2 separate regions of the Homo sapiens genome follow, and region 1 is linked to region 2. Evidence: chromatin contacts called from ENCODE Hi-C or POLR2A ChIA-PET data. All regions are on one chromosome and are shown on one strand. Each heading gives the region's core, a stretch centred on a gene start or an enhancer-like site at or near the end of the contact. The rest is flanking DNA. Distances are from core to core; before and after follow the strand shown.

The links. A loop is a pair of places that touch in the nucleus more often than their neighbours do. ChIA-PET counts read pairs that join two places held with the same protein, here RNA polymerase II (POLR2A).
Region 1: a map of mammary epithelial cell shows a loop between it and region 2 (2.1-fold over the local background). The contact joins two enhancer-like sites. A Hi-C loop is called at or near these places in 2 of 168 maps with a recorded cell type or tissue (endothelial cell of hepatic sinusoid and mammary epithelial cell). POLR2A ChIA-PET finds 5 or more read pairs at or near these places in 1 of 52 experiments (H1).

The regions. Positions count from the first base shown.
Region 1 is chr5:6,260,076-6,262,841 of GRCh38, reverse strand. No RefSeq gene overlaps it. Among named protein-coding and RNA genes, the nearest start is that of LINC02145, 76 kb to the left of the region's middle. Within about 2 kb of position 1,446, at least 2 of the 41 ENCODE cell types and tissues checked have a DNase peak (open chromatin) inside an H3K27ac peak, as active enhancers do.
Region 2 is chr5:6,158,428-6,161,127 of GRCh38, reverse strand. No RefSeq gene overlaps it. Among named protein-coding and RNA genes, the nearest start is that of LINC02145, 180 kb to the left of the region's middle. RefSeq lists an enhancer at 1,179-2,378. Within about 2 kb of position 1,287, at least 4 of the 41 ENCODE cell types and tissues checked have a DNase peak (open chromatin) inside an H3K27ac peak, as active enhancers do.

The DNA.
Region 1 (2,766 bases), core at 197-2,696, 100 kb before region 2:
AACCAGGCGTGAGCTTCTGAGAGTCTCCGCAAGTGGTGTCACACAGGATGCATTCAGTTGCTCTAGCAATGAGTTAAGACAACATGTGCAAAGGTTATCAACCAAAGAAGCTCATTGGAGACTTAGTGTCCAAGGTTTTTATGTTTTTATTGGGGACTGATCACATCTGTACCCTTTGCCTGACACATACATATCAGCACCCTTTGCCTGACACACATTCCAGATTCTCAGAAAGAAAGCAGGTGTCCAGCATAACCATGTAGTCTGTACAGTTCAGGCGCAGTGAGGCACTCTTATCAGCCTGGGAATAGTGGGAACCATCTTAGCATCCAAGGTCTCAGACACTAGCCAAGGGCCCACCATACAAACAGGCCTTTCCAGGGATAGTGGCCGCAGGCTTGTGATGTTAACTCTTTCCTGTACGAAATCCATATGGCAACTTGCCCTCTTTACTCAAGATTATGATTTGAAAATTCATGTATTTGATACATTTAGATTTTTCAAATTTTTTATGTTATTCTTTCAATAAACATTTAAGCTGTTCTTCATTTTTCACCATTGCAAACAGTAATGCAATAACCATTCTTGGATATCTTCTTGGACATGTATACAAGTTTCTCAGAACTATAGTGTGTGCACATCTTCTTCTCTGCTAAGCGTGACCAGTACGCTTTCCAAATTGTGCCAACTTTATCATCTCACCAGAAGTGTGAATGCTCACTTCTTTACCGCCTTACTAATGCTTGACATTGTCAGAGTTTAAGATTTACTGATTTGAGAAGAATAAGGAGAGGGCTTCTTTAATTTTATAATTCTTTAGGTGTACACTCACCTGGAAGGAAGCTGTTTTGTAAGGCAGGGACTTGGAGTTTCTGGACACAATCCAATCAGGTCTCCAGGCCAGACGGAGGAGAGAGGACAGGGCTGCTTCTCCCTAACCATTTCCTTCTCTGGTAAGGGTGTTCTTGAGTCAACACTGAAATAGCATCAAAGGAAATTGCATTTCATAAGTGATTACATTTTTCCGTGATCAAATGCGGCCAATTTCTGGGTAAAAAATAACCAAGGTTCTTTTCTGTGATTCATACAGTACTCAGAAATCCCTGGCTTCCTAGAACCCCAATAAAAACATTCAATCTCTAAGTAATAATTCTTAACGATACTTTTTTTTTTTTTTTTTTTTGGCTGAAGAATGTCAGGAACAAGGCCAGGCACAAACATTGAAGCTTTGCAAATCTCTGCAAAGCTTTCTTCAGGGGCTGACTTCTCTGAATTTCCTGAGACAGGAGGATGGGCACGTGGTGCCCACTTTTGTATTACACAGATGGGTGGGAGCATGGGCTGGGGCTGTGCCTGTTCTGCGGAGACATGTCTAGTGCAACACGGTCTGTGACATAAAGGCACTCTCAGTCCAGTGGGAGCAGTCAATCCAAATCAGCAACTCCCAAGCTCTCCTGCCTGGACCTGCCCAGCAATGTAGAGAAGCTATGTTTTGTAGCACAAACTCCTTCTGATTCAAAGGGGCTTAAATCCAAAAGACATATTTATTATAACAATGCTGGAGTGTGCTGTGGGTGAATTGTGTCCCCCCAACATTCGTAAGTTGAAGTCCTAAACTCCAGTACTCCAGACTATGACTGTATTTGGAGGTTGGGTCCTGAAAGAGGTCATTTAGGTAAAATGAGCTCATCTGGGTGGGCCCTAATCCAGTTTGACAGGTGTCCTTAAAAGAGGAGGATGTTAGGACACAGACATACCCAGAGGGAAGACCATGTGAGGACACGAGGAAAATATGCCATCTATGAGCCAAGGAGAGGGAAACCAATCCTGCCAACACCTTGATTGTGGACTGCCAGCCCCCAGAGCTGCAAGACAGTAAGTTTTTATTGTTTAAGCTGCTGCACCTTTGTATTTTGTTATAGCAGCCCTAGCTGACTCATACAGGAAGCATCATGGAGGAAAGACTTGCAGGAAGAGGAGGAACAGGGATCCGAGGAGGAACAGGGATCCAAGGAGGAACAAGAGCCCACTGCACCTGCCTCCTTTACTTCTTTCCCCATCCCCTGCCCCCTCTTTGATATTCCCATGATGGAAAGTGTGTGTTGTGTTGTGCTGTGTGTGTTGTGCTGTGTTGTGTGTATTGTGTTATGTTGTTTTGTGTGTGTTGTGGAGCTTTCGCCACCTAGAGAGGAACTCATATCCTTCACCCAGCTTGAGTTTCGGGATTCCCTGGGATGGGACTTGGGTTGGCTCAACTTGGGTCAGGGTTGCCCTAGACATGCCACAGAGGGGTTTGGGGTGATTAGAAAGGGCCACGCTGGGGGTGACCATGCATGGTTTGGGGTTGGGCACTTGGGCAGAAGAAGGTCCAGGAAGTAAGGTGAGCTGCTGAACAGATGAAGGCCTGGTGCCGTGAGACGTGGAGCTGCTTTCCTGGGGTTAGAAGTGTCTTAGCTATGGGCTAAACTTTAGGACCAGAGACAGCTAAGGGTATGTTGTCGAGGAGATCAGGCCTGTACTGGAGCAGGGCCAGAGAACCCAGGGCCTGGCCCAGGTGTTTCATCTTGGCCTTCAGAGGATGCTTGAAGGGCATTGAGGAGGAGAGCAGTGTTCAGCCTCACACCCTTGGGCCAAGAGCTTCCTAGTCAAGTAGGGTGCTGGTTAGAAAAACAGACTTAGAGCAACATACAAGACCCAATAAATCAGACTTTTTGGGGTGGGAGCCAGGAATCTAATTTTTTAACAAGGTCTCCAAGCAACCCAGAG
Region 2 (2,700 bases), core at 38-2,537:
ATATGTGACAAAATGCATCCTGGACAAGAGGCACGTGGAAAGAGGAGATGTCCAGGTGAGAATGTCTGCCAGAGGATGGCCATGGATGGAATGGTTCTTGGTAGTCTTCAGTGCATCCCGGATGAAATGAACTCAGCAGCCTCTCAGACAGTTCTGCTGGGGGCAAAGGAAGTTCGAGTAGATGGCATAGTCTCTCTATAATACCAGGAGACAGATTTCCAACAATAGTGAAAAGAAATGAGACTTTTCATTACCTCCTTATGATTTTTGTAAACCTGTTTCAAATGAAACAAAACTACTTTTGATATGTGAATGCCTAGTCTTTGCTGATATTTTCCACTTTCCTTCTGTTTTAAAAGATTTGAGGCTTGAAGTTTGTCATCACCACTAACTATTGTTCTGTCTCAGGATTTCGGCTGATTCCCCTGAGTCGTCAACAACCATGGCTTATTCTTTGGGACCTGACAGCCTCCCCAGGCCCAGAGTCAGATGGGAGGGATGAGCAGGTGGAGGTTAAATTAGCAGGAAGAGCCAGCTCATTAGTAGGGAGGGATGGGGGTCTGCTGGGTCTGCCAGGAAGCAAAGGAGGTAGCATCTCTTTAAATGGAAGGGCAAGGGGAATTAGTGAGGAATTGGTATTATAATGCAGACAGAAAGGCTGTCGCTAGATCTTTATGCTCATTCCCATAATGAGTGGGCAATAAATAGAGGTGTCCCACTGGAGAGCCCACAAATGGAGTGAAAAGGGCCATTTAAGGAGGAGGTGTCTGTAGAAAACAGTGACTGTGCTTCAGGGCTTGAAAGCTGAATTTGAGGAAGAGACAGAATAGGATGAATTATTCTAGTGATGGAAGAGCCATTTTCAAGAATAAAAGGGGCTGCTAGGCTGAGGAGGGTAACCAGCTGTCCCTTCTTTCTAGTGACACTAGAACAAAAGGAAGTGAAGTCAAGGAACAGCAGGAGGGAAGGGGTGTGGAGTGGAGGGTGCAGGGACAGGGTTGGGGGATGAACAGCCCAGTCGTGAAATCTGTGAGACCTGGAGAGAGGTCTCAGCCTGAATCTGCCTTAAGAAGCTCCCTGATAAGAGAGGGCACTGCCTCCATGGGGCTCTCTGAGGACAGACTGTGGGGAGAGGAGGGCAGACATGGCCTGGAGGTCAAGCTTGCTGGGCTCTGAGTGTGCACTGCCTCAGAAACAGTTGTCACAGACTGAAGACAATGGGGACTCCACAGGGCTGAAACTGCTTGCAGGGGTCCCCCTCTCTGTTTACACGATCACAGATGAATCCTGCAGCGCAGCTGAGGTTTTCACCAGTATGCCTATCTCCTGCCTTCTCCACTTCTTGGACAAGCTCCAGTTCAATTCTGCCTCCTTGTTTCTACCAGTCAAACCCCACAGGCACACACTTCCAAAGTAATTACGTAATAGCAGCCTATGGCAAAACAAAGCAATGATCGTAATGATACTGGGGAAAGATGGAGCCACAGACTCTTCTTCAAAACCTTTTGAAGTCACAAATAGTTCTCTATTTTAAAGGCGATGGCTACTGATTACATTAGGAATAATCTCTTTAATCTTTGGAGAATGGAAGCTGTAAATTCAGTTCGTGTAATGCAGCAAAATTTTCTGCTTCAAACAGGTTGTTAGTAGCGAACGATTCATTCTGGCTCTCAGTGCCTGTCACTTTCTGAAGGCACTTCTCTTATTTTAGTATTTCCTGTTTGGGAACAAGGTAATGGAAGATGAAACGTCACTTACGGAACCTTTGCTGAGGATGAGCAGAGAGTAAATACAGCCACAGAATGCTTTTCTCCTTAATCCTCATAGAAATCTGCGTCCTTCTCTTCTCTAATTTCATACATACTCATGACTAATATCACCAGCCCCGCTCAGTGATTCATCTTCCCAGCAGTTATCAGGCATGGTCATGCTTGCTTAACAGAGGAGATGGGAATGATCAATAGATTAATCACTAAGCCTTGTGCAATCAGATGATAGAAGCAACATCCTAGCTGGCCAAATGCTTCTTTCAGTTGAGATTATTTTGTTTGTTTTAACAGAAACATTGCAAGGTCTAGGCTGGTGCGGTGTCTGGGGAGGGTGGCTGACTTCTCTTCACTAGTGCAAGAGCAGAAGGCACGATGACCTCTTCCCTCTGCTCAGCATCTTAGGAATGCTGTGAGCCCTTACCAAGTTTTGTCTGGGAAAAATAATCTAACCAATTTTTAAAAAAGACTTCATTCACATATCATAAAACTCACCACTTGAAAGGATATATTTTAGTGTTGTTTAGTATATTCAGAAGGTGTGCAACCATAACCACTGTTTAATTTCACAACAATTTTGTCACTTCATCGCCTCTTCCCCAGACCCTGACAACTACTAATTTACTTTCTTTTTCTATGACTTTACCTATTCTGGACATTTCATGTAAATAGAATCGTGAGATCACACAATACATAATGCTTTTTGACTGACTTCTTTCACGTAGCATGTTTCCAAGGCTCATTCATATTGTAGCCTGTACCTGAGCTTCCTTCCTTCTTGTTACCAAATACAGTAAATCCTCACTTAATATCATCAACGGGTTCTTGGAAACTGTGGCTTTAAGTGCAATGACTTATAATGAAACCAATTTCTTTTCTTCCATCAATATAATGAAATGATGTTGAACGAAATTACGTTATTCAAGGACCTGCT